Regions from separate parts of the Homo sapiens genome. Here region 2 is linked to region 1. The links are chromatin loops, found by intact Hi-C in ENCODE. Cell type or tissue: ovary. All regions are shown on one strand. Links, peaks and the distances in the headings refer to the core of each region. The heading gives the core; the rest is flanking DNA. Region 1 overlaps TMEM217B (transmembrane protein 217B). Region 2 overlaps C6orf89 (chromosome 6 open reading frame 89).

What was found. Hi-C counts contacts between places; a loop is a spot of excess contacts. Peaks named below come from ENCODE experiments on the same cell type or tissue, not always from the same donor. Only the 100,000 strongest peaks of a DNase experiment are listed, where the experiment ranks them.
Region 2: a loop joins it to region 1, with 3.0 times the contacts of the local background. A loop is called at or near these places in 58 of 110 quality-filtered maps.

The regions. Positions count from the first base shown.
Region 1 is chr6:37,203,087-37,218,561 of GRCh38, forward strand. It overlaps TMEM217B (transmembrane protein 217B), which reads right to left. Exons shown (of 2, transcript NM_001395378.1): 2 at 9,095-9,910. The coding sequence starts at 9,883. The coding sequence ends at 9,371. It overlaps TMEM217 (transmembrane protein 217), which reads right to left. Exons shown (of 3, transcript NM_001286401.2): 2 at 15,340-15,475; 3 at 9,095-9,910. The coding sequence ends at 9,880. Among named protein-coding and RNA genes, the nearest start is that of PIM1, 41 kb to the left of the region's middle. RefSeq lists a silencer at 7,387-7,681. In ovary, for the core only: CTCF peaks have their summits at 5,146 (motif pointing left) and 7,539 (motif pointing left); DNase peaks (open chromatin) are centred at 5,135 and 7,525.
Region 2 is chr6:36,887,111-36,901,605 of GRCh38, forward strand. It overlaps C6orf89 (chromosome 6 open reading frame 89), which reads left to right. Exons shown (of 9, transcript NM_001286635.2): 2 at 7,394-7,493; 3 at 12,316-12,523. The coding sequence starts at 12,335. Among named protein-coding and RNA genes, the nearest start is that of C6orf89, 8.4 kb to the left of the region's middle. In ovary, for the core only: a CTCF peak has its summit at 10,732 (motif pointing right); no DNase peak of the experiment used is centred there.

The DNA of each region.
Region 1 (15,475 bases), core at 3,562-11,561:
ACTGCATTTTGCTTTTTATTTTTGCCTCACTTAGCACAATGCCTGGCATATATTTGACAAGCCATATGTTTTGATGAATGAATAAATTTTGATGAATGAAAGAAGGTGTGAACGCATATGTTTGGGAAACATAGGTGTGCTCCAGGATATCAGAAGTTGGAGAAGGTGGATGGTTATTGTACACAGGTGATCAAATGCTTAATAAAATAATCCCAATCAGGCCAAAAAATGCAAGAGCTCCTCAGATCAAAGGGTGGGGCAGGTGGGGCCAGGCTGAGGTCCGGGTAGCAGGGAGGAGGCTGGAGAGGAAGATGCCGGGAGCTGGGAAATCCTTGAAAAGGAGCTGTAAAATGTTTATTTGCTGAATTAACAGGACTCTTAATTGCTTGGGCAAATTTTATTTTTCTTTTCTTGTTTCTTTTTTTTTTTTTTAGAGACAGGGTCTCACCACGTTGCCCTGTAGTGACCAGCTCAGGCTGGTCTTGAGCTCCTGGGCTCAAGTGATCCTCCTGCCTCGGCCCCCCAAAATGTTGGAATTACAGGCATGAGCCACTGTGCCCAGCCACTGGGACACTTTTACAAGTACTTTCTCCCAAAGCCTCTGAAAAGAATCCTTTATTTCCCCCAAAACTCTGTTTGAGAAGCAGGCTGACTTCAAATCCATTCTCCATCACATCATTCATAAAAGACATCTTGTCAGTGCCACGCTGTCAGGAGGAGAAACCAAACATACACTTTAAATAAGATGCCCCTCACGGGATACATTTCTGTATCCTTGGTAAGAGGCAGAAGGAGATTTTAAAAACATGTAAAGTCTGAAAAAAATTTTGAGTTTTGTGTATCTTTAATATGAAAGTTATTTCTGATAATCACCAAGTAATTATTTCTTTTTAAGCCCTTCCAGTACAGAAGCTACCTAGTAATTATTTAACTCAGTCTTTTACATATACACAAGCACACACATACACACATACACAAGCACACACATACAAACATACACACAGACACAACATACACAAATACACACTCATATTCACATACACAAACACAGATACCCAAACATACACACAGACACAACATATACAAATACACGCACATACTCACATACACAAACACAGACATACAAACATACACAAATACACACACATATTCACATACACATACACAAACACAGATACCCAAACATACACACATAGACACAACAGACACAAATACAAACACGCACATGCACAAACCCAGATTACAAACATACACACAGACCCAAATGCATACATTCACACGCACAACACAGATGCACAGACACACACAATCATACACCAAACACACATGCATAAAACCCTTGTTTCCTAAGCGAACTAACACAGGAACAGAAAAAAGAAATACTGCATGTTCTCCCTTATGAGTGGGAGCTGAACACTGAGTACATATGGACACGAAGAAGGAAACAGCAGACATTGGGGCCTACTAGAGGGTGGAAGGTTGGAGAAGTGTGAGGCTCACAAAACTGTGGAATCCAGCCAGGTGCAGTGACTCATACCTGTAATCCCAGCACTTTGAGAGGCCGAGGCCAGCAGATCACTTGAGGTCAGGAGTCCAAGACCATCCTAGCCAACATGGTGAAACCCTTTCTCTACTAAAAATAAAAAAATTAGCCGGGCATGGTGGTGAGTGCCTGTAATCCCAGCTACTCAGGAGGCTGAGGCAGGAGAATCGCTTGAACCCGGGAGGTGGAGGTTGCAGTGAGCTGAGATCGCACCCCTGGACTCCAGCCTGGGCTACAGAGTGAGACTCCATCTCAAAAAAAATGGAAAGAAAAAGAAAAGAAATCTGCACACGTGCCCTTGAACCTAAAATAAAATTTAAAAAAATAATAATAAAAGAGGTGTAAAACAAAACAAAAAATCCCTTGTTAATGAAGCAAAATATGATCAGAGGCATTTGTAAAAACTATTTCCTAGGGAATAAAATCATCATTTATTCAGGGGAAAAAAGTAAGCATTTAAATGAGTCCCTCTTTTACTAATAGCTGGTGAGAGGACAACATGGGAGGGAGGCTGGGAGCGCTTCCCTGTGCATCTTCCCTGTGTGTCTGGGAGTCAGGGGCTCAGTCCTTGTCTCCAGGCAGCCTCCTCCAGGGCTGGCTCCCAGGGCCCTTCATAAAACACTTGGTGGGTGGAGAGAGGGATGCAGTGGGGGCTGGGGGGAAGCAAAGCTTTAGTCCACGTGTACAGACCAACAGTCAGAAGACACTGAGGAGGCCAGGCACAGTGGTTCACGCCTGTAATCCCAACACTTTGGAAGGCAGAGCCCGGAGGATCACATGAGCCCAGAAGTTCAAGACAAGCCCAGGCAACATAGCGAAACCCCGTCTCTACAAAAAAATACAAAAATTAGCCAGGCGTGGTGGCATGCGCCTGTAGTCCCAGCTAATCAGGTGGCTGAAGCGGGATCACTTGAGTCTGGTGCCACTGCACTCCAGCCTGGGTGACACAGCAAAAACATTTTAAAAATTAAAAAAAAAAAAAAGACTGAAGAAAGGTAGCAATCCATGTGGGGAGGACTAGGGGAAAGGAGGCCAGGGAAATGGAGAGTGAAAGCTGTGAGGTGAAAAGAAGTAAACCTCATGGAAACATTGATACATCCTGAACCAATGGGGGGAAACTGACAGAGAATGAAGTTTATTCTCCATGGGACACTATTGCTAGAAATGACTTGGAGTTAAAGGCAGCCACAGCCAGGTGGGAAAGTTGCTGAAGAAATATTTGGTGGTTAGACACCTAAGAGCCGAGGCCGTGGGAAAGCGGAGACCCTCTTCGATCTGGGGAAGTTCCATGCCTGCTTGCTTCCTCTTGACACTATCGTCCCCTGCACACAGCCCCTCCTGTCACCCTAGGTGGAAATGACTGAAAAAAGCTTACAGATCTGCTATCCCAGGGGTACCTGCACCTTCTCAGGCTCCCAACTTTCCTTTTCCTCCCTCCTTTCTTTTTTCTTTTTCTTTTCTTTCTTTTCTTTTTTTTTTTTGACACAGGGTCTCACTGTCACCCAGGCGGAGTGCAGTGGCGCAATCTTGGCTCAATGCAACCTCTGCCTCCTAGGCTCAAGTGATCCGCCCACTTCAGACTTCCAAGTAGTGGGGATACAGGTGCGCACCACCAGCCAAACTATGTTTGGCTAATTTTAATTTTTATTTTTATTTTTTTGAGACAAAGTCTTGCCCTGTCACCCACACTGGAGTGCAGTGGAGTGATCTCAGCTCACTGCACCCTCCCGGGTTCCAACGATTTTCCTGCCTCAGGCTCCCGAGTAGCTGGGCTACAGGCGCCCAGCACCACGCCCAGCTAATTTTTGTATTTTTTGGTAGAGACGGGGTTTTGCCATGTTGGCCATGTTGGTCTCGAACTCCTGAACTCAAATGATCTGCCCGAACTCAAAGTGCTGGGATTACAGGCTTGGCATGAGCCACCGCGCCCGGCCTAATTTTTAAATTTTTTGTAGAGATGAAGTCTTACTGTATTGCCCAGGCTGGTCTTGAACACCTGGGCTCAAGCCATCCTCCCGCCTCAGCTTCCCAAAGTGCTAGGATTACAGGCGTGAGCCACTGCACCCAGCCTTCTTCCCCTCCTTTCTAAGGGCTAAATCATGCTATCTTCCAGGACTCGGCTTAAAGGTTTTCTCCTCCAGGAAGACTTCCCTGACTCTCCACCTCCAAGGCCCCCTCCTGCGGCCCCCAGTGCTTCCTCTAGCACCTATCGTCCTGGGTCCAGATAGCCTAAGTGGCTTGGCCCCTCGCTAGGCTGGGAGCCCCTTGGAATGTGGGCTGTGTCTTGCTTCCCCAGGTATTCCTCAATTCCTAATTCACGGTCTGCAACACAGTAATAAACTGTATGAAGAAAAGTAGGACGGAAGGCTGGGGGATCTTCACGGACTGAAAGTGTCAGGGGTGGGTGACAGCCCTTAAGAGTGTTGCTCTTCCCGGGGACACCTGCACTGTTAGAAAGACTTGTTTTCCACTTGGTGAGATGGAGCTGGGAGATGAGGTGGTGATTCTAGTGGCAGCAGTTGGTGTAAGGGAACAGGACTGGGAAAGGAGGAAAGGAATAAGGGGCTGAAATCGTATCCTTTGTCGGTATTTTCCTACCTGTGTCTAGATTCTTCACCAGAGACTGCAGAATTGAATGAGAGAAGAAAGGAGTAGGAACAGGAGGCTGAAAGAACAGTAATAATTTGCCTCTCATAGGCCGGGCGTGGCGACTCATGCCTGTAATCTCAACACTTTGGGCAGATCACCTGAGGTCAGGAGTTCAAGACCAGCCTGGCCAACTTGGTGAAACCCCATCTCTACTAAAAATACAAAAATTAGCCCAGAGTGGTGGTGGGCACCTGTAGTCCCAGCTACTCAGGTGGATGAGGTAGGAGAATCGCTTGAACTCAGGAGGCGGAGGTTGCACTAAGCCACAATGGTGCCACTGCACTTCAGCCTGGGCGACAGAGACTCTGTCTCCAAAACAAAAACAAAACTGAGAGTCTATGTCCATTCATTCCACAAATCTTTATCAAGCACCTGCTACATGCTGGGCATTGAACTAGGTGCTGGGAAAACATCAGTGAAGTAAATATGGTGCCCACATTTTTGGAGGGTGGTGGGAGAGGCAACTGTATAGAGTAAGTCAGGTGATAGTACATGTTATGAAGAAATGTAGCACAGTAAGTGGGAAAGAGACACATGGGATGGTAGGGAGGGGCTGTTTCACACCCATTGGTAGGGAAGGCCTCTCTGATGCCTTCTGAGCAAGAAAGGAAGCTGGTGAATAGCTGGAGTAAGAATATTCTAGGCGGAAGGCACAGTGAGTGCAAAGGCCCCGAGGCTGGAGTGTGCTGTCTGTGTTAGGGTGAACGAAAGGAAGACAGCATGGCTGCAGCAGAGGGAGGCGGAGAGAACAAAATGGTTAGAAAGCAGATCAGAGGGTGACAAGGGACTGGGTTATTTAGCAGCTGGCATGCCGTGGTAAAGACTTGGGATTTCTACCCTGAGTGTGGTGGGGAGCCCTGGCAGGTGAGGACCGGAGTAGAGGAGGGACTTGATCTGACTCAGGTTTCAACAGGAGCCCTCTGGTGGCTGGGCGGAGAACTGACTGTAAAGGGAACACAGTGGCATGGGGAGGCCAGTCAGGAACTGCTACTGCAATAGCCTGGGCAAGAGATGGTGATGGCCTGGGCCAGGGAGGTGGCAGGGGAGGTTATATGAAGTGGTTGGATATGGATCTATATTGAAGGGTGGGCTGATGGGGAGTGGTGAGGAGTTAGATTCAGGCTGAGAGAAAGAGAGGACCTAAGGATGCCTGCTGGGTCTTTAACTTGAGCAATGGAAGGGTAGAGGTGGCAAAGACTGGGGGTTAGGGCAAGGTATACGGGAGAAAATCAGGAGTGTGGATTGGGATACACTCCCCAATTTTTATTTATTTATTTATTTATTTATTTATTTATTTGAGATGGAGTTTTGCTCTTGTTGCCCAGGCTGCAGTATAGTGGCGCGATCTCAGCTCACTGCAACCTCCACCTCCCAGGTTCAAGCAATTCTCCTGCCTCAGCCTCCTGAGTAACTGGGATTACAGGCACCTGCTACCATGCCCGGTTAATTTTTGTATTTTTAGTAGAGAGGAGGTTTCACCATGTTGGCCAGACTGGTCTTGAACTCCTGACCTCAGGTGATCCACCCGCCTCAGCCTCCCAAAGTGCTGTCATTACAGGCGTGAGCTACCATGCCCGGCTACATTCCCACATTTTAAGAAAATTAAAAAAAAAAATTTTTTTACATCAGTTGGATGCGGTGGCACACCTGTATTCCCAGCTACTCAGGAGGCTGAGGTGGGAGGATCGCTTGAGCCTGGAAGTTCAAGGCTCCAGTGAGCTATGATTGCACGACTGCATTCCAGCCTGGGTGACAGAGTGCAACCCTGTCTCTAAAAATCAAATAAAAGTAGAGACATCCTGAGTGAGACCCTGAGAGAATCTGAGTCAGAGAACCAGGTGAGCTGTGTCTGGACTCCTGACCGCAGAAACTAAGACAGAATAAATGTACTGTCTTAAGCTGCTAATTTTGGGGTAATTTGTTATGCAGTAATAGATAACTAGTACATGTCACATCTCTACAAAAATGTCTCTACAACAGTAACCACCCCAAAACATATCCTGACTGGGTATGGTGGCTCATGCCTATAATCTCAGCACTCTGGGAAGCCAAGGTGGGAGGATAGCCTGAGGCCAGGAGTTCAAGACCAGCCTGGGCAACATAGGGAGACCCCATATTGTATTTAAAAAAAAAAAAAAGAGTTGTGTAGGGGAGGATCTGCTTCCAAGCTCCCTCATGGGGCTGTTGGTAGGATTCCGTTCCTCACGGGCTCTTGGTTAGTGACCTCTGCTCCTGGCAGTGTGAGCCTTTCCATAAAGATACTTTCAACATGATAGCCAGCTTCCCTCAGAGAGCGGGCAGCACTGACGTCATCGTCTTCTGTAACCTAACCTTAGAAAGGACAACCCATCGCTTTTGCTATGTTCTCTTTGCTAGAAGAGGATCACTGGGTCCTGCCCACATCTAAGAAGAGGTGATGAATGTGAATATCAGTTCGCAGAGATCTCTGGGAACCATGTTAGAGCTGGCTACCACATCAAGGAAGCAACTGCATAAACAAAGCCAGGGTTTAGGGGAGAAGTCCAGGCTGAAGATGTATATGGGGCTTATTAGTGATGGGTCTGGACCAGGTGAGCTGGGAGTGAGTGAGACAGAGAACAAGACCAAGGACTGTGCCAAGGGCACTCCGGTGTTTGGAGGTCAGGAAGATGAGGAGAGGCCAGCAAAGGAGACTGAGGAGAAGGGGCCAGTGCGGCAGGGGAGGGATGGAGACGGAGGCAGAGGGGCTACCAGAGAAACCTGTTGGCAGGAGAGAGGGATCAGCAGTCAAAAGCCACTGCAGGACAGGTCAGCAAAGGTGGAGAACTGACCACCGGCTTGAGCAGTGTGGAGATCACCTTGACAAGAGCAGTCCCAGTGGGGCGGTGGGGGTGAAACCTAACTGGATGGGTTCTAGAAAGAACAGGAGACCAGGAAGTAAAGGCAGAAGCAACCATGCTTTTGAGGAGTCTTGTATAGAGGATAGCACAACCTTGCGTTTGAGTGTCTTAAACTTTCTCAACTAAAGTAACTCTCAGCTGAGGTGATTCCTGGAACTCTGCTTCTGCCTACACTTCTTCAACACACAGGTCTCCAGTTCCCCAATGTTGCCCAGGTCTACCTCCCACCGTAGCGACCTCAACCGGGATGGGGAATCAGAACCCAGAAGTTGGCCCATGTTTTATATTTTGTGTTTTGGTACTAGCAAGTCACAATCAGACAAGGCATGCCTTGTGAGACTGGGGCAGAGACACACACATTAGCTCCCAGTCATCAGCTGGAAGCTCCATAAATCCTGAACAGCCACCCTTGGAGGATCTGGTTTAGGGGCCAACAGCTCTAAGCAAAAGCTTATTACTGACTGCCATCTTGTGGTCATTTGGGGAACTGGCCTAGGTTTAAATCCGTGGTGGAAAGAGTTGAGTGAATTGTAGGATAGTACCTGGCACTGAGTGTTCAGTAAAAGCCAGCGACTGTCATTACTATGCTCATGGTTTGGAAGAGTATGGCCAAAACAAACAAACAAACATGTCTCTTGACTTCACTCCCAACATTTTTCAAGGGAAAAGGAACTACCCTAAAAGGAGGTGTTCCTTTTTGTCTTGGTAAAAGTAAGAATGAATCAGGGAGCCGACTTTCGTGTATGAAGTCAGATGATGAGATGCAAGTCCTGCTTTTGCTACCATGTGACCTTGATCTCATCACTGAAGCCCAGTGAGTCTCAGTTTCGTCAAACCATAAAACAGGAGCATTAGGATGAAGACTGCACAACTGGTGAATGTGAAGAGTTCTCAGGAAAAGCGGCACTCCTAGTTCAAGGCAGGGGCCTGCTGGCTCTCAACACAGAGCTTGTTGCTTTACAATAGTGTCTCTCAACTAGGGGCAACTTTGCCCCCCCACCACCCCCACCCCATGGGATGTTTGACAATGCCTGGAGATATTTTGGGGGGTTCTTTTTGTTTTTCAAAGGGTTGGTCCTTGTTTTTGTTTTGTCTGTTTGTTTGAGACAGAGTCTCGCTCTGTCACCCAGGCTGCAGTGCAGTGGCGCGATCTCGGCTCACTGCAAGCTCCACCTCCCAGGTTCAGGCCATTCTCCTGCCTCAGCCTCCTGAGTATCTGGGACCACAGGCACCCGCTACCATGCCTGGCAATTTTTTTGTATTTTTAGTAGAGACGGGGTTTCACTGTGTTAGCCAGGATGGTCTCGATCTCCTGACCTCTTGATCTGCCTGCCTCGGCCTCCCAAAGTGCTGGGATTACAGCCGTGAGCCACCGAACCCGGCCCTGTTTGTGTGTGTGTGTGTGTGTGTGTGTGTGTGTGTGTGTTTGTGTTTTTGAGATGGAGTCTCACTCTGTCCCCCAGGCTGGAGTGCAGTGGCACCATCTCAGCTCACTGCCACCTCCGCCTCCTGGGTTCAAGTGATTCTCCTGCCTCAGCCTCCCGAGTAGCTGGGATTACAGGCACCCACCACCACGCCCGGCTAATTTTTGTATTTTTAGTAGAGAGCGGGTTTCACCATGCTGGCCAGTCTTGTCTTGAACTCCTGACCTCAAGTGATCCACCTGCCTTGGCCTCCCAAAGTGCTGGGATTACAGGCGTAAGCCACCATGCTGGGCCGATAGGCTAGTCTTGAGCCAGCCATACATAGTTATTGAAATGGAAATTAGCTAAAAAAGAATAAAATTTAAAATTTGATTACTGGGTTGTAATAGCCACATTTCCAAGTGCTCAGTCGCCACACATGGCTAGTAGCCAGCACAGATAGAGGACATTTCCATCAGCACAGGAAGTTCTACTGGACAACACTCCTCCAAAGGACTCAGCAGAACCGGCATCTGTGGGCCAACCCATAAAGGAAGAACTAGAAACTAAGGAAGTGCAGAGGAGAGGGGACAGTGAGAGGCAAAAACAGACACCAGTGAGATGGTTAAGTAAGCACAAGGCCACATATCATTAACTGCTAAAACAAGTCACACAACACATCTGTAAAATAATTGATCCGCACAACCTGCCCTCTCCCGAGAATCATTCCTCAGTGCGTAAAACTCAAAAGCCCTGACAAACCAAGCAGCATCAACAGAAGACAGGCAGGGTAGGGAGGGTTCCATTGTTGAGGAACACCATTCCCTCCCACCTTTCCTGGCATCTGGCATGGTTCAGTTTAACTTCCGGTACAACATTCCCAGACGGACAGGTAGTCATGAGTTCACTGCAATGGTGGAGCAGAGCCTGTGGCGGCGTTTCCTGCCCACAGTCTGGGATTCCTTGTAAAGGTTGTATGCATGCTTGACGATGAAGGGCAGACAGAAAAAGTGCAGGAGCATGTGTGAGATTTGGAAGATCCAGTGCAAATAACTCAGCGTCTTGAAGTGATCTTTGATGATCCCGTTGAGGAGCAGGACTATGGAGAAGTTGATGAGCTCGTAAGTGATGATCCACATGGCATAGATCAGCAGCCCCATGTAGATATTCTTGTGGATACAATAAAAGAGGAAGCAGCCGATGATGATGGTGGTGAGGGAGAGGCCAGTGCTGATATTAGCCCTGTGGAACAGGGTCCAAGTGACTAGCTCCGACTTTGAGTCCACGTAGATGCTGAACTTGGCCTCATAGCAAATGTGTGTCTTCTGGTTCAGGTCAAAGATGAAGAACTGGGTGGTATTAAGGACAGAGAAGATGCCCACCATGAGGGAGAACATCCTGACATTCATTTTATACTTGTTTTACCAGAGCACCTCCTGCAGGAAGAAAATCATACAGACACGTGACAAGATGGCAGAGGTAGCCTTAGACAAATCCCCCAAGTCACTAGATATAAATCAGAGAGCTAAGAGCAATGATGGTGTGTGGACAGGCAATAGGCTGGAAGTTAAGGGACATGGGGTCTGGCCCGTGCTCTGGCCTAACTTGCTAGATGTGACCACATCATTGAGAAATGAATGTATCACTGGCCTGGGACTTCCTAAGTAGCTTCCAATTCTGCTGTTCCAGCTTCAGCTTTGCTTTAAAGTGGCAAAAAGAGTGCTCCTGTTGATGTAGGTTTGTGGGAATTCAGAGGTTCCTGTATTGAGGATAACGATGGTATGAACGAAGCTCCCATCTGGGGAGTTTGCTTCTCTGAAGTCAGAAAACTCTCATGGCTCCTCAAGGGCTTGGAATCATCCCTGACATCCTCTGCCCCCACTACTCTTTCCTTCCAAGTCCTTAGAAATTTCCCTGATTTGCTCCCTGGGCATGGCCCAGCCTTGTCCCAAGTCACAGGGTTTGGCCAGCAGGAATGGAATGGGTAAAGGTTTATGGATCCAGGCAAGACTCTGCCCAGGGCCAAGATGCCTTAACAATAAGCCACCATTGTGCAGGTGAAGGCCCAGCAGGCAGACCTCCAGCTGCAACCTAGGTTACACCTGAGCTCTAGAGGTCAACTCATGGCAGGGAGCAGGAACCTGGTGCCCGAGCCGACCCTGCTGAGGGCATGTTGATAATGGGGGACCTAAGGCTGGAGTAGGCTGGGCCTACAGCGCAAACGTTCCTCCACAACCTGAATCTTCTTCTTACTGGCTCCCAATTCAGAGGACTCCTGAGCAAACCTCTCTCCTCATCATTCACTACACTGGCGAGCTACCTCTGTTGTGGGGCAAAGGAAGGGGCACAGTCACACATTAGGAGAACACAGGGCTGTCCTCAGGCTGACGAATGTCCAATGGGGGACAACTTGTTGGAAGCCTGACCTGGCCTCTCTCTGAGATGACCAGAATGGGTCCTGTCCAGCCAGGCAGAGCACAGACAGGCTGCCACTAGCCTCCCTCCAGCCCTCTCCTCTTCACTCACTGGATCAACTCCAAATACAGTAAAATATACAGAATGTAAAATTCACCACTTTAGCCCTTTTTGAATGTGCAATTCAGTGACATTAAGTACATTCACGTTGTCGTGCAAGCATATCGCTATCCATCTCCAGAACTTCCTTTCTCTCTCTCTCTCTCTCTTTCGACAGAGTCTTGCTCTGTCACCCAGGCTGGAGTGCAGTGGTACGATCTTGGATCACTGCAATCTCTGCCTCCCAGGATGAAGCGATTCTCATGCCTCAGCCTCCCAAGTAGCTGGGATTACAAGCGTGCGCCAGCATGCCCAGCTAATTTTTGTATTTTTAGTAGAGACAGGTTTCACCATGTTGGCCAGGCTGGTCTTGAACCCCTGACCACAAGTGATCTGCCCGCCTCGGCCTCCCAAAGTGCTGGGATTACAGGCATGAGCCACCATGCCTGGCCATCTTCAGAACTTTTTCATCATCCCCACCAAAATCTCTGTACCCATTATAAACATCAACTCCCCATTCTCCTCTTCCCCCGCTCCCTACTAACCATTTTTCTTGCTGTCTCTATGAATTTGCCTGCTCTAGGTGTCTCACATAAGTGGAATCATACATTTGTCCTTCGGTATCTGGCTTACTTCACTTAGCATAATGTTTTCCAGATTCATCCCAAATATTCTTATACTTTATTCTCCACCATCCTCCCAACCCTGTGTGACTCCAGATACACAAAACTCTCAGTGCACCCTAGAACCTGGAGGGCCCAGGAGGGAGGCAGTGTGTTGTCTAGTGGGTAGCTGCACTGATGCTTCCCCGTCTGCACCAACGAAACCTCACCTCTGCTCGGTTCACAGCGCAGCTTCCAGAGCAGCCACTACCCATGGGGTACTCACCTGAATTGTCTAAAAATAAGGCCCTGAACCACACAGTTTTCTTCCTTTGCTTTATATCTATGTTGTGAGTTTCAAGGAAATGTCTGTATAAAGCCCACTGGTTCCACAGCTCTGCTGCCCCAGCCTTGGTCTCCACCCTCGGCACCTCTCTCTTGGGTCACTATAATAATGGCCTAACTTCCCTTTCTGCCGCTAGCCAAGGTCCTCTGGTACATTCTATTCATTCAATACTCACTCAGCAGACATCTATTGTGTATCTACAGGTGCTGGGGGCTGAGCTTGGCACTGGAGACAGACAGGTAAATATGCTAGTGTGGAAGCTAGACAAATAAAAAAACAAATGAATAAAAATTGTTTTTAATTAAGAGAAAAGAAAACTTGAGGCAGGCGGATCACGAGGTCAGGAGTTCAAGACCAGTCTAGCCAACATGGTGAAACCCCATCTCTACTAAAGATACAAAAATTAGCTGGGCATGGTGGCACGCGCCAACTACCTGGGAGGCTGAGGCAGCAGAATTGCTTAATCAGGACCCGGGAGGTAGAGGTTGCAGTGAGCTGATATCACACCACTGTACTCCAGCCTGGGCTGCAGAGCGAGACTCTGTCTCAAAAAAAAAAAAAAAAAAAAAAAAAAAAAAAGAAAAGAAAAAAGAAAACTTACAATGCAACGTGATAAATGTGATAGAGGAAGAGATGGCTCAGTGTTGTCAAGATGTAACAGTGAGAGAGATGAAAAATCATTGGATGAGAATCAGGGGAGGCTTTCTGGAGTAGGCAATAGCTGAGCTTGGGTCTTCAGAGACATGGGCATTAACTAGGCAGAAAAAGGAGGGACTTCACCCCCAGCAAAGGAGACAACACAAAGGGGTAGGCACAGGGATAGGCAAAAGCCATTTTGGAAACAGCAAGTTTGCCTTGGCTTGAGCAGAGGGGAAGGCTGTATATGTTGGCAGGGGCCAGATCAGGAAGGATCCTTACCTGCTACCAGCCATGTGGATGTTTCTCTGAAAGGCAAAGGAGAGGTTCTTCAGGGTGTGTGTGTGTGTGTGTGTGTGTGTGTGTGTGTGTGTGAGAAACAGATAGACAGACAGACATAATCAGATTTGAATTTTATTTATTTATTTATTTATTTTTGAGACAAAGTCTCACTCTGTTGCCCAGGCTGCAGTGCAGTGGTGCAATTATGGCTCACTGCAACCTCCATCTCCCAAGTTCAAGCAATTCTCCTGCCTCAGCCTCCCGAGTAGCTGGGATTACAGGTGCCTGCCACTATACCCGCCTAATTTTGGTAGTTTTAGTAGAGAAGGGGTCTCACCATGTTGGCCAGGCTGGTCTTGAACTCCTGACCTCAAGTGATCCGCCCGCTTTGGCCTCCAAAAGTATTGGGATTACAGACGTGAGCCCCTGCGCCTGGCCCGATTTGCATTTTAGAAAAATCTTTCTTGCTGCTGTGAGGGCCATGGGTCAGAAAGGGAGCAAAGGTGGAGGTAGGCAGAGCAGTTGAGAGGCTATGGAAGGAAATAAGGTGAAGTAAGGCAGCAGAGGGATGTTGGGGGACAGATTTGGGGCCTGGGGCTGTGGAAGAAGGAGTCTGGGATGAGCACCTGGATGGAGGACAGCCCATCCTCTGAGGCGAGGAGCACAGAGGCAGGAGAGCCCTGAGGATGGGAGCGGGGAAGACAATGACAAGGACAGCTTGCCAAATGGTGAGTGCTGTGGTTTGACTGTCCCCTTCAAAATTCATGTTGAAACTTAATCCCTAATGCAACAGCATTAAAAGATGGGGCCTTTAGGAGGTGATTGAATCATAGGGGCAGAGCCCTCATGAATGGAATAAGTGACCTTATAAAGGGACAGGAGGGAACTAGCTAGTTTCTTTTGCCTCTCCATCCCTTCTGCCATGTAAGGACAGTGTTTGCACCATCTTAGAAGCAAAGAGAGCAGGCCCTTACCAGACACCAAACCTACTGGCACCTTGATATTGAACTTCTAGCCTCCAAAAGTGTGAGAAAATAAATCTCAGCTCTTTATAAATTACTCAGTTATTATAGCAGCAGTGGGTGACTCACACCTGTACTCCCAGCACTTTGGGAGGCTGAGGCAAGTGGATCACCTAAGGTCAGGAATTCAATACCAGCCTGACCAACATGGGGAAACCCCGTCTCTACTAAAAATACAAAAATTAGCCAGGCATGGTGGCCTGTGCCTGTAATCCCAGCTATTCAGGAGGCTGAAGCTGGAGAATCGCTTAAACCCGGGAGGCGGGGGTTGCAGTGAGCCGAGGTCGCACCATTGCACTCTGGCCTGGGCGACAGAGCCAGACTCGGTCTCAAAAATAAAAAATGTGCTTCATACAGTCTCTGGACCTGAATGCAAAGTGATGTCTGTTTATTTGTGATAGTATGTAATCATATACTGTCTTATATGATTGGCTAATTGATTCATAAACAATAATTTACTTTCTTCCACTAAACTACAAAATTCTCATAGTCATTCATATCTTACACATTTTTGTATACAGTATATACACAATGTTCAGTACAGTGTTCACACTACAGAGTACAGCACAGCAACAGATACAGAAGTATGTTTAACATATATCTTTGATTAAGGAAGTGCCTTTCACACTCCTTGACAAATTTGGAAAGGGTGGGGAAATTCGAGACATAAATTGAAGGATGAATTTTCTCTATTTTTATTCTTTTTCTTATCTGGAATAAAACAGAAGACACAGTGGGGAAATCATAGCACAAACCCACCCCAGGGCCAACAGTATCCTTTGTGCTGCAAAAATCTGGTATAAATACAGATTTGCTTATCCCAGGGTTAAATTAAAGAGTTGTGGGTTGAAGGCTAATGAAGATGCCAAGAAAAAAGGATTGCCCTACTGCAATTCAGCTTCATCTTATTCCATTCATTTTGACCAATCAGGTGGTAGAAAGGTGAGTTCACAGAAGTTTTGATAAATCACAATATCCTTTAACTAAATACCCTCAATGAGCAGGATGTTCCGGTTGTGATTATAATCACATTTTCTCTTCATGTTCTCCTGAAAGAGTGGCAGTAGGGTCTCTACTTGCAGAACTGCTAAGCAAAAGTGGGGGGAAAAAAGGAAATAGAACTACCCTGGGAATCTGAGAGACCTACCTCTTATGGGAAAGAAAAGGGCCAACATGATTGCTTATAGTGGTGGATAAAGCTGCTAACTTTTTTTTTTTTTTTTGGGGGACAGAGTCTTACTCTGTCACTCAGGCTGAAGTGCACTGGCGCAATCTCGGCTCACTGCAACCTCCACCTCCCAGGTCAAGTGATTCTCCAGTCTCAGCCTCTCAAGTGGCTGGGATTACAGGTGTGTGCCGCCACGCCTGGCTAATTTTCTATTTTTTTTAGTAGAGACGGGGTTTTGCCATGGCTGCCAAGGCCAGGCTGGTCTTGAACTCCTGACCTCAGGCGATCCACCTACCTCTGCCTCTCAAAGTACTGGGATTCCAGGTGTGAGCCACTGAACCCACTCGAAATTGATAATCTTTTATTTCTGCTGTGGAGAATCTCCGCTGTAGAAATTCGTCTCTTGTAGGAAATTATATTGCCCTGGCTCC
Region 2 (14,495 bases), core at 6,496-14,495, 310 kb before region 1:
GTTTTTTTGTTTTTTTTTTTTTGAGACGGAGTCTCACACTGTCGCCCAGGCTGGAGTGCAGTGGCGTGATCTCTGCTCACTGCAAGCTCCGCCTCCCCGGTTCACACCATTCTCCTGCCTCAGGCTCCCGACCTCTGCATTTTTAAAAATGAATAAAATAATAAAACATAAAATGAATAAACCATGAGCCACGAGTTACATTCAATTAGTTCGGAATGATAATTTTAGGTCCTTTCTATAAATTTGTTCAACATTGATCTGATTCCACATCTGAGGTGAATTCCCACGTCTGTTCTTAGTTTTTTGTGTTTTCTCCATTTATCTCTGCTTTCAAGAAACACTATTTAGGGTGGGAGGTAGACAGGAAAATAGATGTAATGCCAAGCCCTAGAGGTGCATAGGACAAAAACTGAGGTCAGAGTCTTAAAGAGTTCACTTATTGGACAAAGCACTGGAGACTAGGCTTTTTAGGCAGAGGAAATTGTGTATGCAAAAGCAAAAAGATGTGAAATAGTATGACAGTGTAGAATGTGAAGAAGGATTGATGGGAAATGAAACTGAACAGGTAGGCAGTGACCAGATCATAAAGGGCCATGGTAAGTAATTTGGACTTTATCTTTTAAAAAAGACAGGAATCTCATTCCATCACCCAGGTTGGAGTACAGTGGTGCTATTACGGTTCACTGCAGCCTCGAACTCCTGGGCTCAAGCTACCCCTCACCTCTGCTTCCCAAGTAGCTGGGACTACAGGCAGGCACCACCACACTCGGCCAATTTTTATTTTTATTTTTTTTGTAGATACAGGGTCTTGCTATGTTACCCAGGCTGGTCTTGGAAGTCCTGGGCTCAAGCAGTCCTCCCACCTCAGCCTCCCAGTGTTGGGATTACAGGCATGAACCACCATGCTTGACTTAGGACTTTATCTTAAAATGATTGTTATTAGGTATTTAATTTGTCTGGCTATTGGAACAAATGTGTTACATCATTTTATAATTCTCTGAAATAAAACATTGTGGGGTAGAAATAATTATCCCCATTTTATACATGAAAACTGAGGCTTAGAGAGGATGAGTAGTGTCTCATGGCCACACAGTAAGTGGTAAAATCTAGAATTTGCATCCAGCTTTTTCCAACTCCAGTATCTGTGTTCTTAGTCACCATGCTAAACTGCTCCTGCAGAGGATGGGGAGTCTTGGAAGGTGCTTAGCATGAGCCAATTTGTGTTTCAAAAAAATAAGTGGCCGAGTGCAGCGGCTCACGCTTGTAATCCTAGCACTTTGGGAGGCTAAGGTGGGTGGATCACTTGAGGTCAGGAGTTCAAGACCAGCCTGGCCAACATGGTGAAACCCATTTTTTACCAGAAAAATACAAAAATTAGCTGAGTGTGGTGGCGCGTGCCTGTACTCCCAGCTACTCCAGAGGCTGAGGCACGAGAATCTCTTGAAGCCAGGAGACAGAGGTTGCAGTGAGCTGAGATCATGTCACTGCACTCCAGCCTGAGCGAAGAGTGAGACCCTGTCTCAGAAAATAAAAATAAAAAACTGGACAAGGTAGAGAATGGATTGGGGAAGAGGAGAACTGGAAGTATAGAGATTAACTACATCTTTGTGATGGTCCATAGGAGAGATGTTGAAGACCTTAACTGTGCTGTTAATGTAGAGAGGAAGGGATGAATGTGAGAATTATATAGGAGGCTGAATCAAGAGGACTTAGTGATAGTTTCATTGGTGGGAGTGAGGTAGGAGGAGAATAGTTTTTAAATTTGGAGGATTAGTGTTTCCATTAAGAAAAGAGGTGCAGTGGGAGGAATGAGTTGAAGGGGAAAACAGTAAGTTGGGTTATAGACACATTACATACAGGGAGCTATGGGAAACTTGGATCACCGTGTCTGGTAGGCAGGTAGATAAATGGGTCTTGAACCCTAGAGAGAGTTGTAGACTGGAGAAGAGATTTGGGAATCACCAATAGCTGGTGGTCAAAGTGTTGGAGGGAATAAGAAGGTCAAGGATAACTGGTGGATACCAGCAGAGAACGAGAGAATTATGTTAAGGTTTGAGTACACTTGAGGGAGATAGATAATGGGGTAGCAACAGCAGCTGCTGCAGAGAGGTCAGATAAGGTAATAACTGAAAAAAACGTCCTTCGAACTTGGCGTTTAGAAAGCCATTTGTGGCCTCAGTGAAAGCAATGTCGGTGGAGTGAGGAGGCAGAAATATGATTTCAACAGGTTAATAAATGAATGGAAACCTGAGAAACAAGAAAGTGTGTTACTTTCTCCCCCCAACCCCCAAAGGAGCTTTCCTCTGAAGGGAGGGAGGGAGAGAGTACCAGAAACTTAGAAAGGAACTATTATGGCATTTTTCTGATAGTAGAAACTGGAAAGGGTGAGGATGGAAGCAAGTAGAGGTAAGCTTAAAAATGTGAAGACTTCTTCAAGTATGTCAATGTCCTAAAAGACCAAAAAACAAAAACAAAAAAAAAAAGAAAAACCACACACTGGGGACTTGTTCTGAAGTTAAGTAGATTAAAGAGAGGCATGGCAGCCAAATTCAATGTGTGGTCATTGGTTGGATCCTGGATTTTTAAATAGCTATATGATCTTTTTAAAAAAATTTGATAGTTAAGGAAACTTGACTATAGACTGAATATTAGGTAATATTAAGAGATTACTCATTTTAATGGGTATGGCAATAATGCCAATGGTTGTGTGTAGAATAACGTCGTTATTCTTAGGAGATGCATGTTGAAATATTTAGAAATGATTTTATAATGTGTTGCAAATAACTTTCAAGTAGTTCTGGTAAAAACAGAAAGAAAATATAGCCAAATGTAAACAACTGGTAAATCTAAATGAAGGATATCCAGGTGTTCATTGTACTATTTTTGTACAAAAAGCTTTACACATTTAATGTGTACAGCTTGATGAATTTGGACATAAGTATGCCCTTGTGAAACCATCACCATGATCCATGCCATCAACCTATCCATCACCTTCAAGTTTCCTCCTGCCTTCTTACTTATTATTACTATTAGCAATAAGAACACTTAACATAAGACCTACCTTCTTAGCATATTTTTAAATATACAATACAGTATTGTTAACTCTGGGCACTGTGCTGTATAGTAGGTCTCTAGGAGTTATTCATCTTGTATAACTGAAACTTTGTATTCTTTGCCCAGTACCTCCCTGTTTCCCCCTGCCTGCAGCCTCCTGCAACCACCATTCTGTTCTTTGCTTCTATGAGTTTAGCTATTTTAGATTAATCGCACAAGTGGTATCATGTAGTATTTATCTTTCTGTGTCTGGCTTATTTCACTTAGCATAATGTCCTCCAGGTCCATCCGTATTGTTACAAATAGCAGGATTTCTTTCTTTTTTAAGGCTGAATAATATTCCATTGTATGTATATACTACATTTAAAAAAAAAATTTTATTCTTTTGACACAGAGTCTCAGTCTGTTGCTCAGGCTGGGGTGCCATGATGTGATCTCTGCTCACTGCAACCTCCACCTCCCAGGTTCAAGTGATTCTCATGCCTCAGCCTCCCGAGTAGCTGGGATTATAGGCATGCGTCACCATGCCTGGCTAATTTTTGTATTTTTAGTAGAGACAGGGTTTTGCTATGTTATGTTGGCCAGGCTGATCTCCAGCTCCTGGCCCCAAGTGATCCACCCGCCTCAACCTCCCAAAGTTTTGGGATTACAAGTGTGAGCCACTGTGCCCTGCCTGTACCTTGATTGTAAATTTTAAGCATTTATTGTAGTTTTAAGTTATTACTCTTTTAAATCGTATTAATCATTTCAATGTTTTATCAGTTATTTTTCCTTTTAATTGATGTTTGTTTCTTTGTAGTGGTTCTTATTATAATCTAAGAAGCACTTTTTCTTTTTATTATTATTATACTTTAAGTTTTAGGGTACATGTGCACAACGTGTAGGTTTGTTACATATGTATATGTGTGCCATGTTGGTGTGCTGCACCTATTAACTCGTCATTTACATTAGGTATATCTCCTAATGCTATCCCTCCCCACTCCCCTACCCCACTACAGGCCCCAGTGTGTGATGTTGCCCTTCCTGTGTCCAAGTGTTCTCATTATTCAATTCCCACCTATGAGTGAGAACATACGGTGTTTGGTTTTCTGTCCTTGCGATAGTTTGCTCAAAATGATGGTTTCCAGCTTCATCCATGTCCCTATAAAGGACATGAACTCATCCTTTTTTGTGGCTGCATAGTATTCCATGGTGTATATGTGCCACATTTTCTTAATCCAGTCTATCATTGATGGACATTTGGGTTGGTTCCAAGTCTTTGCTATTTGTGAATAGTGCCACAATAAACATATGTGTGCATGTGTCTTTATAGCAGCATGATTTATAATCCTTTGGGTATATACCCAGTAATGGGATGGCTGGGTCAAATGGTATTTCTAGTTCTAGATCCTTGAGGAATCACCACACTGTCTTCCACAATGGTTGAAGGAGCACTTTTTCTTTACTAGAACATATATTTAATTAATGGGATCACTGGATAAAATAGAATGGAATATATTCATAACACTAAAGAATGGATACCATACTTCATGGGTAGTGTAATATTAAAGAGCCAAGTAGAGAAAAAAGAAAATTTAATTTACTCTGGATATAGCTCCTAGTGTTGAAGATTGGGATGTATCTTGATGGACTTTTGAAACTTTCTTTTGAACTGTACTGTTTCCCCTTTTGTGCTTTAACTAGATGAATCAGTTTTCTATCCTAGAGTTACCTCGCTGGCATAGCTCTTCAGAAAACAGAACGTCCAGGGTAATGGCATATCAGTGTTCAGGACTTACTTATCTCTATAGAGGAATTAGTTCTCTGTTAAACAGGGCAAAAGAGAAGTTTACATTTCTCTTAACTTCTTTTCTGCTTTAAAGAAACATTTGTATTGGTAAGTTCTATCAGAGTTTTTCTGTCAGATATGCCTCTACCCTGTTTCTTCATAGGCAGAGACCCAGAAGGAATTGTGGAGAACATCTCATCAGAGCTCTCAGTTGTCTCCTCCTATTTCTGAAGTACTCCAGAAGTGAAACAACTCCCTGGCTTACCTCCGACAGGCCTCTCTTGAAAGCAAGGTTTCTTGACCTCGTTTTGAGGAGGGGTAGGAGGAGGTTCTCCTGTGCATTGCAGGATGTTTAGTCTTTACCCACCAGATGCTAATAGTACCCCTCCAGTTTGTTGATTTTTAATTTTTTTAAAAGAGCTGGAGCCTCCCTGTGTTGCCCAGCCGGGAGTGCAGTTGCTGTTCACAGGCGTGATCGTAACTCACTGAGCCTCTAACTTCTGGCCTCAAGTGATCCTCCTGCCTCAGCCTCCCGAGTAGCTGGAACTATAGGCATGTGCTGCTGTGCCCAACTCCTGTCCAGTTTTGATAATCAAAAATGTCTTCAGACATTGCCAAATGTCCCCTTTGGAGCAGAATTACCCTGAGAACTATTGTTGTAAAGTAGTGTCTCTTAATTGGGGGTGTGTGCCTTTAATCAGCAGAGAAGAGGCTTGAAAGCGTACACACCTGAGCTCCACTCCTAACAGTTCTGGCAACTTAGCATATCCGAGGTGGTGCATGATACTTTGATCCTAATAACTCCACTAGTGATCCTGCCTGTGCCCTTGCAGGTCTATGCCACTGTTAGAATCAGGCTAACTCTTCAGAACTTCCCCCTGTAGCAAAGCTCACTTTGGCCAGAGTTGGAACTACTTTCTGCAGGTAAGTGGATTGCCATCAAGCCTCAGCCGATTTCACTCAATCCTCTCATGCTTGATGCATAGTAATGACCTTATGTTTGAATTTTTTTTTTTTTTTGAGACGGAGTCTCGCTCTGTCGCCCAGTCTGGAGTGCAGTGGGGCAATCTCTGCTCACTGCAAGCTCTGTCTCCTGGGGTCACGCCATTCTCCTGCCTCAGCCTCCCAAGTAGCTGGGATTACAGGCCTCCGCCACCGCGCCCGGCTAATTTTTTGTATTTTTAGTAGAGACGGGGTTTCACTGTGTTAGCCAGGATGGTCTTGATCTCCTGACCTCGTGATCTGCCCGCCTCGGCCTCCCAAAGTGCTGGGATTACAGGCGTGAGCCACCGCGCCCGGCCTTGATTTTTTTTTTTTTAAGGGATGAGTTTTTTTGTTCTTGTTTAATTACCATCGTATCCAACCAAATCCCAATAGTGTCCCTCTAGCAAGACAATAAAAAATGTCTCCAGGCATCCCTGGGGGCAGAATCTTTTCCAGTTTAGGACGACTGATATAACCAAAGCCAAAAAGAGGGCTTATCACAATCCACAGGTATTCTTAGAAACGTCACTAAGTTGCTATTAACTACCTTTCTGATAACTTGAGAAATGTGTCATAATCTCTCGGAAGAAGGATGCATGGCTTGCAAAAATATATTCAGTGTTTTAATATCATTTTAACTTGAATTACCCAACAAGAAAAGAAACGTATTTTTTTGTGTGTGATACAAACTGGGAGTTTAATAAGATTTTTATGTGTATCAAAAAGGCTTACAGGCCAGGCGCGGTGGTTCATGCCTGTAATCCCAGCACTTGGGAGTCCAAGGTGAGTGGATCACTTTAGGCCAGGAGTTTGAGACCAGCCTAGCCAATATGGTGAAACCCTGTCTCTACTAAAAATACAAAAATTAGCTGGGTATGGTGGCATGTGCCATTTTTTATTGTCTTGCTAGAGGGACACTGTTGGCATTTGGTTGGATATGATAGTAATTAAACAACAAAAAATATCATCCTTTAATCCCAGCCTGTAATTCCAGCTGCTCAGGAGGCTGAGGCATGAGAATCGCTTGAACCCGGGAGGCGGAGCTTTCAGTGAGCCAAGATTGCACCACTGTGCTCCAGCCTGGGCAACACAGCGAGACTCTGTCTCAAAAAAAAAAAAAAAGGAAAAAAAGGAAAAAAAAAAGACTTGAGGAGGCTTACAAAGGTTGCAAAACAGCCATCAAAAATAATGATGATTAATCCTGTTTTCCTCACCTGTACTTTTGTCCCCTTCAGGATTCTCCTACCGGCACACCGTGTTCTCTTCTGTGTGTGATGTTCTCTTCTGCCTCAGGGATACTTGCTTGTGACCCCACCTCCCAGCATCCACACTAGTTTTTCACTGGAATTTGTTTCTAGCAGTCCTTTCTGGATCCTTTCCATTCTGGTCCTCTACTGAGTTTTAATGGGTTTTGACTGGGTATTGTTAGATAATGAATTGTAACATATTTAAATGAATATTATTCCTACTTGCTTTCATAGAATGTCTTTGTTAGTTTAAACAGGAAAATGGCATCTCAGAATCACTGATCACAAAACCAAGATGTGAAAAATGTTGTAATAAGTTATCCCTTTACTCTATTTGCAGGAATCATTGTAGTCAATCATTTTCCAGTTCTCAGCCGCTCAGTTGTGATCAAGGGACACGTGGTTTCCGAACTGCCAGCTCAGAATAGGAAAATAACTTGGTAAGGGAGGCAGCATGCAACAACCCTGAAGTCAGGACACTTGGGTTCACATCCTGGCAAGTTATGAAACCTTTCTGAGCCTTGAACATGTATGAAATGGGATCGATCACAGCTACCTTATGGGATCACAGTGGTGATTCACTGAGATAATATTTCCAGAGTGTTTAGCAAGGCACCTGGCATATAGGGTGGGAACAGGAATAGGAGTGCAATTGAACATGAGTCTTCAGTTTCTAATGAATTGAATTTTTCTCCTTCCTGAAGTGTTCATAGATTCTTAGAATTTTAGAGCGAGACTCTAAAATTTGTAGTCCAATCCTCTTATTTTTTGGATGCAGAAGTAGACCAAGTAATTTAACCGAAATCATCTCACTAGCAATTGGCAAAGCTTGTCTCCAGGTTCAATGCTGTTTCATTTTTCCAGCTGTAATATTTGAATACAACTCTATAGAGAACCAAAAAGTCATTGGCATGGCAAATCATGCCTTGCTTCTTCCCTATGGTGCCATGGTCATGCATTGCTGTACATCTCTGACTCATTTTGTGCCCAGTGATGTTCCTTAGAAGTGACTGTGAGAATTTTGTGATTACAAAATTGATACAGGAAAAGTTTGGGAAATATGAAAGTCACAAAGAAAATAAAAACCAGCTGTGATCTCATTTTCCAGAGATCATCTACTCCTGAATTATTTTTAATTGGAAATGCTACATCTTAATTTCTGGGGGTTTTTTTGGTGTTATTGTTAGTATGGCTCTTAATGCTTTGTAATCCATCCTCCTGGCTGCTAATCAAAAATGGCTTAGTGAAAAGAATGTGGGGTCGAAATGAGGCTCAGGTGACAACCGACTGGGTGGTCTCAGATAAGTCACTTCCCATCTGGAAATCTACTTTATATCTCTATAGATTTGCCTATTCCTTGCAGGTTTGTTAAAAAGGTATTAAGAAAAAAAAGATGTGTCTATTCCTGACTTCTCATCTAAATGCAGCTATATAATCTGTAGTTTTTCGTGACTGTCTTCTTTCACCTAGCATAATGTTTTCAAGGTTCATCCATATTGTATCATGTATCAGTACTGCATTCCTTTTTATCGTCCAGTGATTTTGCATTATATGGCTCTACCACATTGTGATTATCCTTTCATCAGTTCATGGACATTTGGATTACTTCCATTTGGGGGCTGTTATGAATAATGTTGCTGTTCACATTTGTGCACAAGTTTTTGTGTGGACATATGTTTTCATTTGTCTTAGGCACATACCTAGAAGTAGAATTGCTGGGTCATATGGTAACTGTGTTTAACTCTTTGCGGAACTGCCAGGCTGTTTTCCATAGTGGCTGTACCATTTTATGTTTCAATTCCTCCATGTCCTTACCAACACTTTTTGTCTGACTTCTTGATTGTAGCTATCCCAGTGGATGTGAAATGATATCTCACTGTGATTTTGATCTGCATTTCTCTGATGGTTAATAATGTTGAGTATCTTTTTGTGTGTTTATTGGTCCTTTGTATATCTTTTTTTGAGATGGAGTCTCACTCTGTCACCCAGGCTGGAGTGCAGTGGTGTAATCTTGGCTCATTGCAACCTCTGCCTCCCAGATTCAAGTGATTCTTCTGCCTCAGCCTCCCAGATAGCTGGGATTACAGGTGCCTGCCACCACACCCGGCTAATTTTTGTATTTTTAGTAGAGACAGGGTTTCACCATGTTGACCAGGCTGATCTCGAACTCCTGACCTCAAGTGATCTGCCACCTTGGCCTTCCAAAGCGCTGGGATTACAGACGTGAGCCACTGCACCCAGTCCATTTGTATATCTTTTCTGGAGAAATGGCTATTCAAATCCTTTGTCTATTTTTTTATTTGGTTGTCTTTTTATTACTGATTTGTAATAATTCTTGATGTATTCTATATAGACCACCCCCTTATCAGATATATAATTTGCAAAAATTTTCTCCCATTCTGTGGCTTGTCATTTTACTTTCTTGATGGTATTGAGACACAGAATTTTTGAGGTTTTTCCCCTCCTCTTGTCTTCTACAAAAAGTTTTTAATTTTGATGAAGTCCAATTTATTTTTTCTTTTGCTACTTGTTCTTTTGGTATCATATCTAAGAAACCATTGCCGAATCCCAGAATCATGAAGCCTCCCTCTCTGTGTTTTCTTCGAAGTTTTATCATTTTAGCTTATAAATTTAGGTATTTGATCCATTTTGAGTTAATTTTTGTGTATAGTATAAAGAAAGGGACAGGCATGGTGGCTCACACCTGTAATCCCAGCACTTTGGGAGGCTGAGGCAGGCGAATTGCCTGAGGTCAGGAGTTCGAGACCAGCCTGGCCAACATGGTGAAACCCCGTCTCTACTAAAAATCCAAAAAAATTTGCTGGGCGTGGTGGTGGGTACCTGTAATCCCGCTACTTGGGAGGCTGAGGCAGGAGAATCGCTTGAACTCGGGAGGCGGAAGTGGCAGTGAGCCAAGATCGCGCCACTGCACTCCAGCCTGGGCAACCAGAGCAAGACTCTGTCTCAAAAAAAAAAAAAAAAAAAAAAGAAAAGAAAGAAAGGTCCAACTTCATTTTCTCATTTGTGGATATCCAGTGGTCCTAGCATCATGTATTGAAAATAATACATTAAAAATTATATAGCTGTCCCTTGGTATATGTAGGGTATTCGTTCCAGAATCTCCATATACACCCAAATCCTTGCATATTCAAGTTTCACAGTTGATTCTTCAGAACCTGTTTATACAAAAAATCATCCCTCTGTATATGTATATGCAGTTTTTGCACCCTGAAAATACTGTATTTTCAATCCTGGGTTGGTAGAAAAAAATCAGCTTTTAAGTGTATCCACATAGTTCAAACCCATGTTGTTCAAGTCTCAACTGTAGTTTGTACTGTCTTTTTATCTGAATGTGGGGGGTATAGTGTGGTGGGCTCTTCTCTCATTCCCCCAGTTCCTGGAAGTCTAGATTGCATGCCTTTTAATCCACCATTAGAAGTCTTCTGATTCTGATTTAATTGCTCTGAGTTGATGCCCAGGTATGAGCATTTATGAAACGCTCTCTAGGTGATTCTAATGTGCAAGCCAGGTTAAGACCTAATGAACTAAACACTTAATAGTCGTAAAGAGGACCAAACAGGAGTGATTGGGAGGCACACTGCTGGAAGAGGAGGTGTGCTGGCGTGCGCTGGGTTGTGTTGTAACAACATGACTATGTCCTCCACCCTACAGGTGGCAGCATCTCCTTACTGAGAGAATACACGTACTATGTCAGTACTTTTTGGGGCTAGAAGTACTGTAGGAATGAAGTATGCAAAATAAAAGGACCCTCTGTATTGAAAATAAATATATAAATAAATAAAGCCCAGTAGAAGAGAGCACAAACCCGAAGAAGCACTCTTCTTCCTCCTGTAAATGAAGAAAAATATTATTGTTCTGTAACTTAAACACCTTTTTAAATAGCCATTTAATTATTTTATCTTATTTTATTTCTCTAGAGATGGGATCTCGTTCTGTCTCCCAGGCTGGAGTGCAGTGGTATGATCATAGCTCACTGCAGCCTCAAACTCCTGGGCTCAAGCAGTCCTCCCACCTCAGCTTCCCAGGTAGCTGGGACTACAGGTGTGTGCCACCAGGCCAAGCTGATTTTTAAAATTTGTTTTTCTTTTCTTTTCTTTTCTTTTTTTTTTTTTGAGATGGAGTTTCGCTCTTGTTGCCCAGGCTGGAGTGCAATGGCGTGATCTCGGCTCACCACAACCTCTGCCTCCCGAGTTCAAGAGATTCTCCTGCCTCAGCCGCCCGAGTAGCTGGGATTACAGGCACCCGCCACCATGCCAGGCTAATTTAGTATTTTTAGTAGAGGCGGGGTTTCTCCGTGTTGGTCAGGCTGGTCTTAAACGCCGGACCTCAGGTGATCCGCCTGCCTCAGCCTCCCGAAGTGCTGGGATTACAGGCACGAGCTATTGCGTCCAGCCTTGGAACTATTTAATTTCATTTTACAAATGATACAGAGAGAACTCTACTTTGCCCCATTAGTTTTTACCTTTTGTTCTCTGGGCATGATGAAACAATCTGTCTTTAAAATAACTATAGGAACACAAATTGAATTTTTAAATTAGTTAAAAATCTTAGGTATTTTAAGTATATAAAATACAAATAAAATGCCCTTTATTTTCTAAAATTGTATTTGTAGAAAAGCATGAGGACTCTGGTTGCTCCAGAAGAAATTAAAAAAAAGAAGAAGAAAGAAAAGTGTGAGGACTGCAAGCCACATGCCATGGTTTTTGTGTTGTCTGAAATCTTTGCTCTGCCAAGAACAAAGCTTATCAGCCTGTTGCTCTCAGTAAATCACCTTCAGTAATCTTCAGTGATCAGTTCTTCCTCTTGTGTTGAACACAAATGTTCAACAACAGCGTTAAACAACACTGTGCATAATCCATTTTTTTTTTATTTTAAGGAATCTCCAGTAGCAGATCTCCCATCATTGGTGTCAGAAATCTTTTTTGGATGTCATTAGTGCTTCAGAGTCCCATTAGGATATATTGTGCTCTAGACCAGTGCTCCTCAGTTTGCACTAGTTTGGGAACTAGTGCAGGTCTGTAAACTGTTCCTGGCCCACAGTTAACGAATATTTTAAAACTTGTATGGCAATTTGACATTGTCTCTGTGTATTCATTGTGTTTCATGAAAGTATTGGTCTGTAGAGGATTGAGGAAAGCACAAAACTGGTCCTTCTCTACAGATGGTCAAGTAGCTTTGAAGAGGAAGTACCTAAAGAAACCACCTTTCTTTTTACATTTATTTTCTCTCCGTCTCTCTCAGGGATTTTATATTGGAAGACATGGATCTTGCTGCCAACGAGATCAGCATTTATGACAAACTTTCAGAGACTGTTGATTTGGTGAGACAGACCGGCCATCAGTGTGGCATGTCAGAGAAGGCAATTGAAAAATTTATCAGACAGCTGCTGGAAAAGAATGAACCTCAGAGACCCCCCCCGCAGTATCCTCTCCTTATAGTTGTGTATAAGGTAAAATGTTTCCTGAGTTGGTAATTGCTTCAACAGAACACAAACTGTTCAACATTCTTCACAAATGCTATTGTTGACTAATCCCACCACTGAGCATTGGTTTTTCCGTGAATAAATTGGCCTTTGCTCTTGTTACCATGTGTTACTAGGAAATTTGACTGTGTTGTTAAAGGTCCTAGATGAAAGCTGCATATTTACAGTTAAATTATATTTGTGTAATATTATTATTTAATTTTTTATTATTTGTTTGTTTGTTGTGTGTGTGTGTTTTGAGACGGAGTCTCACTCTTGTTGCCTAGGCTGGAGTGCAATGGCGCAATCTCGGCTCACCGCAACCTCTGCCTCCTGGGTTCAAGTGATTCTCCTGCCTCAGCCTCCCAGGTAGCTGGGATTACAGGCGTGCGCCACCACACCCAGCTAATTTTGTATTTTTAGTAGAGACAGGTTTTCTCCATGTTGGTCAGGCTGGTCTTGAACTCCTGACCTCAGGTGATCTGCCCACCTCAGCCTCCCAAAGTGCTTGGATTATAGGCGTGAGCCACCACGCCTGGCCTTGTGTTTTGTTTTTTTTTGTTGTTTTTTTTTTGAGATGGAGTCACACTCTGTTGCCCAGGCTGGAGTGCAGTGGCGTGATCTCAGCTCACTGCAACCTCCGCCTCCCAGGTTCAAACGATTCTCCTGCCTCAGCCTCCCAAGTAGCTGGGATTACAGCCATGTGCCACCACACCTGGCTAATTTTTGTATTTTTAGTAGAGACAGGGTTTCTCCATGTTGGTCAGGCTGGTCCTGAACTCCTGACCTCAGGTGATCTGCCCTCCTCGGCTTCCCAAAGTGCTGGGATTACAGGCCTAAGTCATCGCACCTGAACAGATTTTTTATTTTTCTAGTCAAGGTCACACTGTGTTGCCCAGGCTGGAGTGCAGTGGTGCCATCATGGCTCACTGCAGCCTCGAACTCCCAGACTCAGGTGATCCTCCCATCTCAGCCTCCCAAGTACCTAGGACCACAGGCATGTGCCACCACACCTGGCTAATTTTTCTATTTTTTGTAGAGATGGGGGTTTTTCCGTGTTGTCCAGGCTGGTCTCGAACTCCTGGGCTCAAGTGACTTGAGTCCAGTCAATCACTGTCAGACTGAGTTCGAGACTGCCCACCTCAGTCTCCCAAAGTGCTGGGGTTACAGGTGTGAGCCACTGCAGCCAGCCTTTATGTATGTATTTATTTATTTTTTGAGACAGAGTTTCACTCTTGTTGCCCAGGCTGGAGTGCAATGGTGTGATCTTGGCTCAGTGCAACCTCCGCCTCCCAGGTTCAAGCAATTCTCCTGCCTCAGCCTCCCAAGTAGCTGGGATTACAGGCATGCGCAACCATGCCCGGCTAATTTTGTATTTTTAGTAGAGATGGGAGTTTCACTATGTTGGTCAGCTGGTCTCGAACTCCTGACCTCAGGTGATCCACTCACCTCAGCCTCCCAAAGTGCTGGGATTACAGGCATGAGCCACTGTGCCTGGCCTAATACTTGTATTTTTGGTAGAGGTGGGGTTTCACCATGTTGGCCAAGCTGGTCTCGAACTCTTGACCTAAGGTGATACACCCGCCTTGGCCTCCCAAAGTGCTGGAATTACAGGTGTGAGCCACTGCGCCCGGCCCCTTTGTGTATTATTATTATTATTATTATTATTATTATTATTTTTTTTTTTTTTTTTTTTTTTTTTTTTTTGAGATGCAGTCTCACTCTGTTGCCCAGGCTAGAGTGCAGTGGTGCGATCTTGGCTCACTGCAAGCTCCATCTCCCAGGTTCACACCATTCTCCTGCCTCAGCCTCCTGAGTAGCTGAGACTACAGGCGCCCATCACCACATCCGGCTAATTTTTTGTATTTTTAGTAGAGACAGGGTTTCGCCGTGTTGGCCAGGATGGTCTCGATCTCCTGACCTCGTGATCCACCTGCCTCGGCCTCCCAAAGTGCTGGGA